Regions from separate parts of the Homo sapiens genome. Here regions 1 and 2 are each linked to region 3. The links are chromatin contacts, found by Hi-C in ENCODE. All regions are on one chromosome and are shown on one strand. Each heading gives the region's core, a stretch centred on a gene start or an enhancer-like site at or near the end of the contact. The rest is flanking DNA. Distances are from core to core; before and after follow the strand shown.

Region 1 (3,786 bases), core at 916-3,415, 2.9 Mb before region 3:
GGTCTAGGAGTCAGGAATCAGGGATCTACTGCAATAGCTTTCTAAGTGGCCTTCCACTTCCACACTTGGTGCCCTCTAATCCATTTTCCACACAGCAACCAGAATTATTATTTAAAAACTTTAAGGCCAGGCACAGTGGCTCATGCCTGTAGTGCCAGCACTTCGGGACACCGAGGTGGGCGGATCACTTGAGGTCAGGAGTTACAGACCAGCCTGGCCAAAATGGTGAAACCTCGTCTCTACTAAAAATACAAAAATTAGCCAGGTGTGGTGGCATGCACCTGTAATCCCAGCTACTCGGGAGGCTGAGGCAGAAGAACCGCTTGAACGAGGGAGGCAGAGTTTGCAGTGAACTGAGGTGGCACTACTGCACTCCAGCCTGGGCGACTGGGTGAGACTCTGTCTCAAAAAAATCAAATAAAAAAAATCAAATAAAAAAATTAAAAGCTTTAGTCAGAACATGGCCCTCTCCTGCTTAAAACTTTGCAATGGCTTCCCATTGCTTTAAAAATAAAATTCAGGCTTTTCCACGATGGACAAGGTTCTGCTCTGCAACCTTGTTCACTGCTCTGCAGCAACACTGGCCTTCCCACCTCAGAGCTTTTGTCCTTACTGGTATGTTCCAGCAAAATTCTTTTGCCTGGGGTGCTCTTTTCTCAGATCGTCACAGTTTCTTCTCGTCCTTCAGAGTTTATCTTAAACACCACCACCTCTCTAAGAGGCCTTCCGTACCTCCCACCCATCAGGTTCATTTTGTTTTCTTCCTAACACCTGTCACAGTCTGACATTATGCTAATCATTTGTTGTGTCAGCCTTAAGTAGTGAAATTCAGAAAATATCATTAAGTATAGAGTTTATTCTAACGCAAAGCTTGAGGACAGCCACCTGGAAACACCAACTCCAAACAAATAGGGTCAATGTTCCAAAGTGAAGTTAAGGTTTCATTTACACAGGCAGAAACAGAGAAGGTTCAGCAGGAGTACATTTTCAATACAAGAGCAGTGCATAAATTACAGCGATTAGATTAGTTATAGATAGCTACATTCCAAGGAAGATAACTATATTAATTTATGAAGGGGGTAGTGATCTGAGGGGGTCTTACCTCTGTCTCTGTTTGGTCTTCCTGATTATAGGAAAAAACAAGGCAGACATTGCAGCTGTATGCCATGGGACTCAGGCCCCATCGCCACATTCTTCGCAAGGCTCAGAATAATTTAAAGTTCCAACAGCTTTAAGTTTGAATTATTTAATTTCACAGTTGATTCACTTGTTCTTTTCCTGTCTCCCACAATAGAAAATAAGCTCCCAGGGATGCAACCTTGGCAGGCTCCTAAACTGCCACGGCTCCAGTTTCTTGTAGATTAGATATTCACTGTTGGTTAAATGAAAGAAGTTCTAGACAGGCCTCGGTGTGCTGCCTCCTCTTTAACGAGAGGGCTTACTAGATGAATGTGAGCAGACGGAAGCAGAACACCCTCTTAATGAAGGCAGCGCATTCCAGCTCAGGGATTTCTAGAAACCTCGGGGGCGGAAGTTTAACCAGAGAATTAGGAGGCAAGGGGAAGAGTAGCAATGAGGTTAACCTGTGCAGTGTAGTCATTTCACGAGTTTGAGAACGCCTAGCACGATGCCTTAACGGAGCGTCGGGCACAGAGTCATTTGGGAGGATTTCTTTTTCGGATTTTTGAGACAGGAACCTGATTTGAAGCAACAGGGAAGAACACCAAGAGGACGAAGAGCCAACGACGGGCGTGCCCGGGAGCTCTCACCTGGAAGGGGTGGGAGCAAGCAGGGCCTGACGTCCTCCCGCCTTGGCGGCCGTGGACGCCCCAGGTGCCACCCACAGCAGCCTCCCACCACACATGACTGAGGCTCGGGAAGCAATAAAGTGGCTTTCAAAATACTAAACGCAATTGAGATTTTTTCCTGAGTTAAAACAAAAAAAAAAAGGAACTGAATGCCGAAATATACGGAGAAGAAACTCCAGTTGCCACGTCCCCGAACGTCTCCACCCAGTCCTGCCTGCTGTTTCGCCCTCAGTCTGGGCCTCGCACAGCGCGGCGGAGCGCGGGAGGGGCGGGGCGGGCCTGCTGACGTCGCCGGACCTGAACTGCGCAGGCGCGGCGCGAGATCGCGGGAGCGAGCGCGCGGTAACAGTTCGCGGCAGTTCGCGCGGGAGCGGGGCGCCTGGGTGGATGGGCGCTTGGGCGCCTGGGCTGCCGGACGGTGGGAACGGAAGTCGCTGTGGGACGCTGAGGAAGCCAGGATGGCGACTCCGAGCAAGAAGACGTCAACTCCAAGCCCCCAGCCTTCCAAGAGAGCTCTCCCGAGAGACCCTTCGTCGGAGGTCCCGAGCAAGAGGAAGAATTCGGCCCCGCAGCTGCCGCTGTTGCAGTCGTCCGGGCCTTTCGTGGAAGGCTCTATCGTCCGCATCTCGATGGAGAACTTCCTGTAAGTTGCCCGGAGGCCGCGCCGCGGGTGTGGAGGTGTGCTGGCCAGCAGGCCCCGGGGCTCCGGCAGCGCGCGGGCGTGGGCGTGTGGGTGTGTACCTGGCTTGTGGGTCTGGCCTTGAATTCGTGCCGGGGTTCCCTTGAGGATTTTCCTACGTAGGCTGTGGAGATTGACGTGTATGATGTAGGAGATGTGTGCCTTGGGTGATGTGGTTTTTAAATTTAGTCAGCCAAGGTTTTCCAAAGGTGTCATGTAGCAGGTAGTGGTTGTAGGAGGGAGTAGGTCTCTGCCCGCTGGGAGTCGCGATCCATAGCGGCCCTGGTCTGGAATTCACAGAAGTATTGTCCCCGGGAACTTAAGAGGAGGCAACAGTTAATTCGGCGTGATAGTGATGCTGTGGCGGATTCTTAGGGTAGGCATTTGCCAGAGAGGAGTAGATAAGACGGTAAAGGTTGTTCGGGAATGGAGGTTACAGGTACAAAAAAATTAAACACTTACTGGCAATTGTTGGACCTCCCTACAAACCCTTGACCCCACTAAACCCAGTTTTCTTCCCTGGTTCCTCCCTCTCCCCTTCAGACAACTAGTTACCGCTTTAGAATTTAGTAAGTTTTAAATATATCATGTATTTGCCTAGCACCTTCCAGTTCATTTGTTCCAGGTCTTTTTTTTTTTTTTTTTCCTCTTTTTTTTTGAGACGGAGTTGCGCTCCTGTAGCCCACGCTGGATGGAGTGCTGTGCCGCGATCTCGGCCCACTGCAACTTCCGCCTCTCGGTTTCAAGCGATTCTTCTGGGTCAGCCTCCCGAGTAGCTGGGACTACAGGCGCGCGCCACCACGCCCGGCTAGTTTTTGTTTTTGAGACGGAGTGTCATACTGTCGTCCGGGCTGGAAGGTAGTGGCGCAATCTCGGCTCACTGCAACCTCCGCCTCCCAGTTTCAATCAATTCTCCTGCCTCAGCCTCCCGCGTAGCTGGGATTACAGCCAGCCGCCACCACGCCCAGCTATTTTTTTTTGTATTTTAGTAGACTCGCGGTTTCACCGTGTTGACCAGGCTGATCTGGAACTTTTGACCTCAGGTGATCTGCCCGCCTCGGCCTCCCGTAGTGCTGGGATTACAGGCGTGAGCCACCATGTCCGGCCGGAAGTCTTTTTAAAGCTTGCACATAGTGGCATAAGGATAACAGAATTGTAATAACAATACTACCTTTTTTTTTCAAGCACCTATTGTGTGCCAGGTACATAGTGCACTCATTCTTTCTTCATAACAACTCTATCTTGATAATTTCCATTGCTGAAAGAAGCTCAGTAGGTTATTTTGCCCAGTTTTACGCA
Region 2 (4,290 bases), core at 233-2,732, 2.7 Mb after region 3:
CAGTATTCAGAGATTCTGAATTCCACTAATTTTTTGTGCCTCCCCCTTCCCCTTTCTCCAGTGTACAGCACAATTCATTGCACATGCTAGGTGCTCAAAACAGATGTGTTGAATCAGTCAAATAAATAAACGAATAAAATACATACACTTCTGCACATGTTTTAGTTCTTCTGATCTTCTATTTCTTCAGCTATAATGTGGGGATGATGTTATTTTGTGGGTTTGTTTTCAAGATTAAATAATATAGCATACCTTATACAATATGTAAAATGTCAAATGCTATGCTCAAAGGTACTAGTGGAATTTTAAGTCTGCAGGTATCTTTCAGATTTTAAAAAATCAGTACCAAAAGCTATAGGTGGGATGAGTTAATTAATCTCAAACACATTTAAATTAACAGGAAGAAAGAAATAGGGCATGGTAGGAGGAGAGAAAGGAGGACAGTTAGGGATATAGTGAATACTTTTAAAGTCAGTTGAATTATTTCATACGGGATAATTTTTCTTGTCACAGTAAATCACCCTGTGCCCCACCCCCGCTCCAGGAAGGCAGGGAGGTTGTAAAGGAGAAGCGAGAAGAGGGTTAATTTGAGCTCCCTCCTGCCTGCTGCAGTCACAGTGCATGATAGAGTAATGAAGGTGACGCCGCCACATATCTCATCTGAACTTCCTCTGTGGTCTTTTTCATATTAAAGTCTTTCACTGTTACAGGACTGTGCTTGGAAAAGTTGGGAAACTTTTCCCTTGGTGGAGAAAAAGAAGCCCTCGTCAGACGCAATCCAACAAATGAATGGAGTTATTTCCTTGGCCCAACATGTCCATCCACTAGCACACCAAATATTCATAGAAACATCTTTCCTCACTTCCAAGGCCGGAATTGTACTCTCCCGTGGCGTTGCCTAGTATCGCAGATTTCGAAAGTGAGCAGGCAACAGACTTGGCTTTCGAGCCAATTCTAGGAGTCGATGCGACTTACTGTCCTGTGTGGTAGCTTCTCCCGGGAGCAGAAAGTGTAAAATAAACAGCTGCTGAAAAGCATGAAGAATTAACGAAGTGAAAATCTCGAGTTATTTGTTCGGCAATTGACACGTAAGTGACCTCCTTAAATGCCTAGTTATTTAAGGACGTTTAGAACGAGGATGAATGAATCTTCAGGGCGGTTAATTCGCACCGGCGTGTAAATTTCTTTAGTCTTTCGGGAAGTGGCGGTAAATTCATACAAATCCAGCAGGGAGGGAAGAGAAGGGAGTAAAACCACGATCTCGGAGCGCTCTTCTCAGTCCTTTGGAAAGACTTGCCTTTACTGCCCGGAACCCTGGAGGTTACAGCTGGGCGAACCCGGAGGCGCTAGGACCTCGTCAGCGCCTGGCTGCGGCCGCTTTCAAGAGGGCGGAGGAGGGAGAGGAGGAGGGCGATGTGGGAAAGGAGGGGTGTTAAGGGGGGCGGGGGAAGTCATTTATGCAGAGCAGGAGCTGCTGCCATTGCCACTCAGAATCCTCGCGCGCTGCTCGGAGCCGGAGGGAGCGCTGGGAGCGAGCAAGCGAGCGTTTGGAGCCCGGGCCAGCAGAGGGGGCGCCCGGTCGCTGCCTGTACCGCTCCCGCTGGTCATCTCCGCCGCGCTCGGGGGCCCCGGGAGGAGCGAGACCGAGTCGGAGAGTCCGGGAGCCAAGCCGGGCGAAACCCAACTGCGGAGGACGCCCGCCCCACTCAGCCTCCTCCTGCGTCCGAGCCGGGGAGCATCGCCGAGCGCCCCACGGGCCGGAGAGCTGGGAGCACAGGTCCCGGCAGCCCCAGGGATGGTCTAGGAGCCGGCGTAAGGCTCGCTGCTCTGCTCCCTGCCGGGGCTAGCCGCCTCCTGCCGATCGCCCGGGGCTGCGAGCTGCGGCGGCCCGGGGCTGCTCGCCGGGCGGCGCAGGCCGGAGAAGTTAGTTGTGCGCGCCCTTAGTGCGCGGAACCAGCCAGCGAGCGAGGGAGCAGCGAGGCGCCGGGACCATGGGCTGGGGGAGCCGCTGCTGCTGCCCGGGACGTTTGGACCTGCTGTGCGTGCTGGCGCTGCTCGGGGGCTGCCTGCTCCCCGTGTGTCGGACGCGCGTCTACACCAACCACTGGGCAGTCAAAATCGCCGGGGGCTTCCCGGAGGCCAACCGTATCGCCAGCAAGTACGGATTCATCAACATAGGACAGGTAACGAACTACAGGCTAGCCCAGCCCTCGGCCCTGAAGCCACTGGGGGCTTCTTGTCCCCTCTGCGTGGAACCCCCTCCCCCTCTTCCAGATGTGCTCTAGCAGCTGTTGCCCTAACTCTTGGGCGATGCTCTGTCTCCTGCGCGCGCGCGCGTACGCACACACACACACACACACACACACACACACACCCCAGAGTTGCCGGGTCCGTGTTTTGTTTACTTGTCTTTTCCAAGCCACGCGGGACTGGTAGGGTCTCGGGAAAAATCCAGAGTGCCCCCGTGGTGGCTTCAGAGACGGCTGGACCTTTTGACCTGAAAAGTCGAGTAGCACTAGTAATCTGAGGCAGTCTCAGAGAGGGTGATCGTGGGGAGAGGGGGAAATTAGGTCTTTTGGGGGATAGGGGGTGAGCGCGCCTCTGATGCCTGCGGGGAAGGGAAAGCCTTTCCTGCTCGGACCTGAATTTAGCCCAGAAAGAAGTTTCCTCTTGGGCGAGAGAACCTCTGGCGCTGGAGACTCCGGAGGCGCGGGGACTGGAGCTGGAAGGGAGGAGAAAGGAGGGGGAGGGAAGAGGGGGCCGGCCCCGGTGTGAGTGCAGATTTAGGGGAGACCTCTAGGCTTTCTCGCCTTAAGCGAGGTCCGCGTGGGGGCTCCCGGAAGGGAGTTGTAGTGGGGAGGTGGGAAACTTCCGAAACCGGCTGGCTGGGTTCCGCTCCGGGAAAACGAGGAGTCTTACCCCGGGACGGAAGGTGCCGGGCCGGGAGGTTGCGCCGTGGGGCGAGAGTTGGGCAGGCAGCAGGGGCGCGGGGTTTTTGTGGGGTGCCGCTCTCGGGCTTTTGGCAGAGCTCTCCTGCTAGGGAGAAATGCCCATAAACTAAGGTGATGCTATGAGGATGATTGGAAGCGTAACAGATTTGGAAGTACTCCGGGTTCAGTGGTCTTGGCTTTCTGGTTCTCTTCCCCCGACACCCCTGCGAGAAATGGGGGTAGAGAGGGCTATGAAAGTGGGTCCCAGAAAGTACCCCCCTCCACATACACACCGCAAGCATCTTTGGGGTTGGCCGGAGGGGCGGGCCCTGGCTGGGCTCAGGCGAGAATCCGCTGGAATGGGAGGTGAGGATGATGGATGGCGCCTTTCCAGCAGGCGCGCTTTGGGGACTGCCCGGGGTGCACGCACCCTGCGTGCTCTGCCAGGGGGAAGGGAGAGGGAGGTGCTGGCTGGTGCCGGCGGAGTGGGAGAGTACGGACAGTTTCTGAGGCCATTGCGTTCCACGCCCAGGAACCCGGGGACACCCCCCGCCCCTCCTCCCCGCCGCCTGGGGGATGCGGCACCTGGAGAGGAGGCAGAGCTGCTGTCGCCGCGTTTAGAAGGAGCTGGGGAGTGCGGGGAGTGTTCAGAGGAGCAAGAGCACAAGATCTTGCTCTTTGCCCGCCCAGAGGGAGGACATATTCCAGAGAAGCCAGCCCTGTGGAGAACTGAGACTAGGGCAAGGGGCACGGTTTGTATTCCCTCCTGCCCCTGGAACTAAGGAAGTAAGGGAAGCCAGCCAGATTTTGTTGCTTGAGTGACTGTTATCTGCGGAAGATTTCCATTCTAAAGGCTCGTTGGGATTCTACTGGCTTCTTTTTCTCTGGAAGAAAACACTGAGTCCGTTCAGGTCTTTTTACATGAACTTAAAGTTGGGCACTGCCTATGCCCTGGGAATGGAACTGGGGAGGCTAGCACTGAAAGTAGCTAGTACTATTAATCTTTCCAGAGATTCATCTCGGGTTCTGCTAACATTGAACATCTCACACATGACCAGGCATTTTTGGAGGAATAAATTCTTGAACATACCCTTCTTTCTTAATCTCAAAACAACCTTGTTTGGTGAATATTACCTCACACACAGGAGATGAGGAAACCGAGACCAGCTAGACAGTGGCAAAGCAGTGATTCAGACCTGCTACTCTGACTGTTGCAGGCCCAGTCCCCCATGGATCCTGCCTTTTAGGGAACCCTTCCATGCCATGATGAAGGAGGAAGGAAGTAAAATCTCCATTTCCTTGAATTCTGATTTAATGGCTCAGTAGGCTGGAAGCAAATATCTGGTCTCAGTTCACAGAT
Region 3 (3,789 bases), core at 6-2,505:
CAGCATAAATTGAGCCATAATGCTGTGAGATTTTACACCTGTGCACTTTAATGGAAACATCATATAATACTTTGTAGGGTTTAAAGAAGAATGAAAATGAACCACTATGGAAGTTACCAGAACCAATTTTCCTCCATTGGGTGGGAAATTTCTTATGGAATGTGTTCTGTAATAGTTGCTGCTCCATTAATCCTTTCATTTTATAGGTCTAGTTCCTTGTTTTGGTGTTCAACTAGTCTACAATGTCAAAGATGTGTATCAAAATGTATATATAACTGATCTATATTACAGTTTATATATATAGTTCTATGTAACTGACTCTATTTAAAAGAATTAATGTAGATAGGCCTTCTGATGTCAATGCTTTTATTGAATGTCATAATGATCAAATTTTTGGCATTACCTTTGTTCAAAATTTTGAGCCAATCTGGAACTTTATTACTTCTATATTTCTTATTTATAACAACAAGCTATATCTAGGAACAAAAGTCGTTTATTTTTTAAGGCAAGAAAAATATAAATAGAAAATTATTCGGCACTGTGTAATGTTAAAATTTACAAATATATGTTATTTCTCCATTGTCACAAGAATTCTAGTGGGTAGACAACTTAGATAATGCTCCTATATACAAAAGTAAAAACAGCTAGGCATGGTGGCTCACGCCTGTGATTCCAACTCTTAGGGAGACAGAGGCAGGAGGATAGCCTGAGCCCAGGAGTTTGAGACCTGCCTGGGCAATATAACGAGACCCCATTCTCCACAAAAAGCGGGGGAAAAAGACAACAAAACAAAAGTAAAAACAGGTTCAGAAAAATTAAGTATGTCCCTAAAGTCACAGAATAATAAGTGATGGAGGTGGAATTCAAATGTAATATTTTGTTTGTTGGTTTGTTTAGTTTTGAAGGTAACATACTTTTTAGTCTACAACCTATTTAACTACAAAAGTGTGCCAATCACTGGTATTAGGATTGGGGCAGATGTATACTCTGAAAATAAAAGTGCAAAATAAATATCCCATCTGGAAATAAAAGTGCAAAATAAAGAGGGAGGAAAAATCAGCCCTTCCATTTCTTTTCCTTTGTAATGCCAGTTGAATTGGTTTAGTGAGTAGTTTTGCAAGACTTGTTTCACTTTGTTTTTGGACATAGCTGAGCCATGTACTTCAAACAGAAGGCAGCCAATTACTAACTTCTGGTTGCTAGGTGTGGCTTCCTTTAAAATCCTATAAAATCAGAAGCCCAAGTCTCCACTGCCAGTGTGAAATCTTCAGAGAAGAATTTCTCTTTAGTTCTTTGCAAGAAGGTAGAGATAAAGGTAAGTCTTGGTTTTCCTTTTAGTTAGTTTTGGTTGTTTTGAAAACTTTTCTCATCACTATGTTAAATGTTACTGCTTCTACAGGATTTATGGTTAGTTGCATTTAACATGATAAGTCATTCATAAATCTTTCTGTAGAATTACATTGGATATTTATATTTTAGGAATCACAAATTACAATATTTTTGTTCTACTTAGTTAACAAATACAAGTAAAAATAAGATAAGTTTGCTTAATACTGGCTCATTGTACTCTTGGTAAGTTACCATGAGAAAGAAGGGAAGAATGTGCTTTCCCTCTGGTAGCCTTAAAAGAATGTGTTTTTCCTTTCCTTCCCCTTGAAATATTTCTTCCCAAGAGCTGTGTGTTTTACAGAGAAATCGTGATGGGGGCTGCTTTTTGGGGGCAAGAACAAAAGTGATAGGAGTGGGCTGCAGGGAACTGTTTCAAAATAGTAGGACTTTCATAATTTATTTTCTTCTTTTGTAAGGAAAACAAGATAGATTCAGACCTCAAAGTGCTAATCATGCTCTTTGTAATAAACATTTAAAAATATATGTTATATTTGCTTATGCTATTTAAAATAAGAAGGTCCGCTTATTACTTTTTTCATTTAAAGAGGGTGTGGCCACATTCCTTTTCTTGTAGGCTCTGTGTCATATACAGTCTTTTCAAGTGCTGGCTGGAAAACCTAAAAAGAAGGGAAATACTTTCTGGGTAGTGTCAGATACATTATCCTAGGGGAATGTCAGTGAGGCCCTCCAACAGCTATTCCACTTGATTGTTGCATGAGCTAATGGCCATAAAACTCCTTAGAAAAGCACAAAGCAAAACTAAAGAAGAGTATTTACTAGTGTTGGATATATTTGTAAAAGTGAGATTACAAATCATGTATCTGGCTATTTTTTTCTTAAACATGTTCCTTCAAGAATTTTTCTGTTCGTTCATTTTAAATATTTATTAAATGTTCTGATTTCTTATGTTCACTGCTAGCTAATTAACAAGGATGGAATTTTTCTTGCCTTGGTTATATCTAAAAGATTGTAAAAACTTTGAGAAAGCAATGTTGCCCTCTTTCCACAGGAGTATTTTGGTAGCTGTAAGAGAATGCACATTGCAAATGACTCAAATGTGGTAAAATGTTGGTTTCATAATTCTGAAATGGCCTCTTCCCCAAAAGTGACAGTAACACCCTAGCTCCAGGCTCAACCACATCCAGCACATAGCCAACATTTAACAGATGTTGACAAAATAGTTAATAATAATATTATTAAGGAACCAGCCAGAGTTTCATGCTTATTAAATACTTTTTCAACCAGAAGGTCTGCAAAGGTTGATTTCTGAATATGACGTTAGCTCTCTCTAGACCTATTAATTTACGACATTTCAAATCAGAGGTAAACCAGCAGACCTATTATTTTTCAATGATAAACTATAAACAGTTTTTTGAAGTCAACTATTTCCTTTTCCTTTAAAATTGGACAGAATTTCATCAGGAAGCTCAGAACAATCCAATTTATATAATGCCTTCCTTCATTATGCTAATTTTCTTCATCTTCATCTACTTGAAGTAATATTTAAGATTGGCACTTCAGAGCTGTAAATGGATCTTAGATGATAATTACTTCAACATTCTTATTTTATAAACGAAGACCCTCTGGAGAAGCTAAATGTTTTTCTTGAGGTCAGATCGCCAGATAATCAAGAACCAGTATACTTCAATTTGTATTTTATATCCTATAGTTGTGGGTAGAAAATGTTCATTAAATTAGTGTAGATATGTTTTTTAAAATATTAGCAATGATACATGATATTCATTCAATAATACTTATTAACATCCTAAATTCCAGGCATTTTGCTAGGGATTGGAAGTACATACATAATGAATATTATTATTTGTATGTTAGCACGGGCCTCATGGCCTGCTCCTGGGGAATATAAACAAGCCAATGGAAAGTGATAATACAGAAAGGTGGGGCTGGTGTAGGGGTGAAGTCAGGATGCTTTGGGAGAGCATGGAAGGTCACCGAATCCAGTGCTGAGGAACTAATGAAGGGTTTCTGAAGAACGTGATGAGATCAATGCTGATGAGTCACTTAGAAGTAGCAATTAGTTAGGCAAAGGGAAGTGAATGTGGAGGAGGAACAAGCATTCCAGGCAAGAAGAACACCCTATCGAAAAGCCTGGAAGCAAAACATTAGTGAGGCTACCTTTCATAAATTGCTTTCTGTAAGTCATGCCATTGTGTAGTCTTAATTGCTTTCTCTCACCAGGGAAGGTGTGGGAAGGACTTGTGAAATACATATTCGAGGAAAAACTATGCACAAGGCCGTGCATTTAAAAATAAACTCCCTAAGGCTGGGGTGAAACCTGCTACGGTCTGCGCAAGTTGACTGTTAATGAATTTGATTCTCAGGTGTGAGTGATTAAAAGAACACTGATCATGTCATTTTCTTTTTGGTCACTAATTCCCT

What was found. A loop is a pair of places that touch in the nucleus more often than their neighbours do. Pooled maps may share reads with other maps.
Region 1: a loop to region 3 is called in a pooled map, with 6 times the contacts of the local background. The contact joins the promoter of SMC5 here to the promoter of ANXA1 in region 3. A Hi-C loop is called at or near these places in 1 of 168 maps with a recorded cell type or tissue (naive thymus-derived CD4-positive, alpha-beta T cell) and 11 of 50 pooled maps.
Region 2: a pooled map shows a loop between it and region 3 (5-fold over the local background). The contact joins the promoter of PCSK5 here to the promoter of ANXA1 in region 3. A Hi-C loop is called at or near these places in 1 of 168 maps with a recorded cell type or tissue (naive thymus-derived CD4-positive, alpha-beta T cell) and 7 of 50 pooled maps.

Annotation. Positions count from the first base shown.
Region 1 is chr9:70,256,813-70,260,598 of GRCh38, forward strand. SMC5 (structural maintenance of chromosomes 5) reads left to right here and starts at 2,166. Exons shown (of 25, transcript NM_015110.4): 1 at 2,166-2,451. The coding sequence starts at 2,267. SMC5-DT (SMC5 divergent transcript) reads right to left here and starts at 2,062. Exons shown (of 4, transcript NR_039990.1): 1 at 1,584-2,062; 2 at 1,103-1,123. RefSeq lists enhancers at 1,733-1,922, 2,253-2,452 and a silencer at 1,993-2,212.
Region 2 is chr9:75,889,191-75,893,480 of GRCh38, forward strand. PCSK5 (proprotein convertase subtilisin/kexin type 5) reads left to right here and starts at 1,483. Exons shown (of 38, transcript NM_001372043.1): 1 at 1,483-2,183. The coding sequence starts at 1,992.
Region 3 is chr9:73,150,610-73,154,398 of GRCh38, forward strand. ANXA1 (annexin A1) reads left to right here and starts at 1,256. Exons shown (of 13, transcript NM_000700.3): 1 at 1,256-1,315. RefSeq lists a silencer at 3,244-3,538.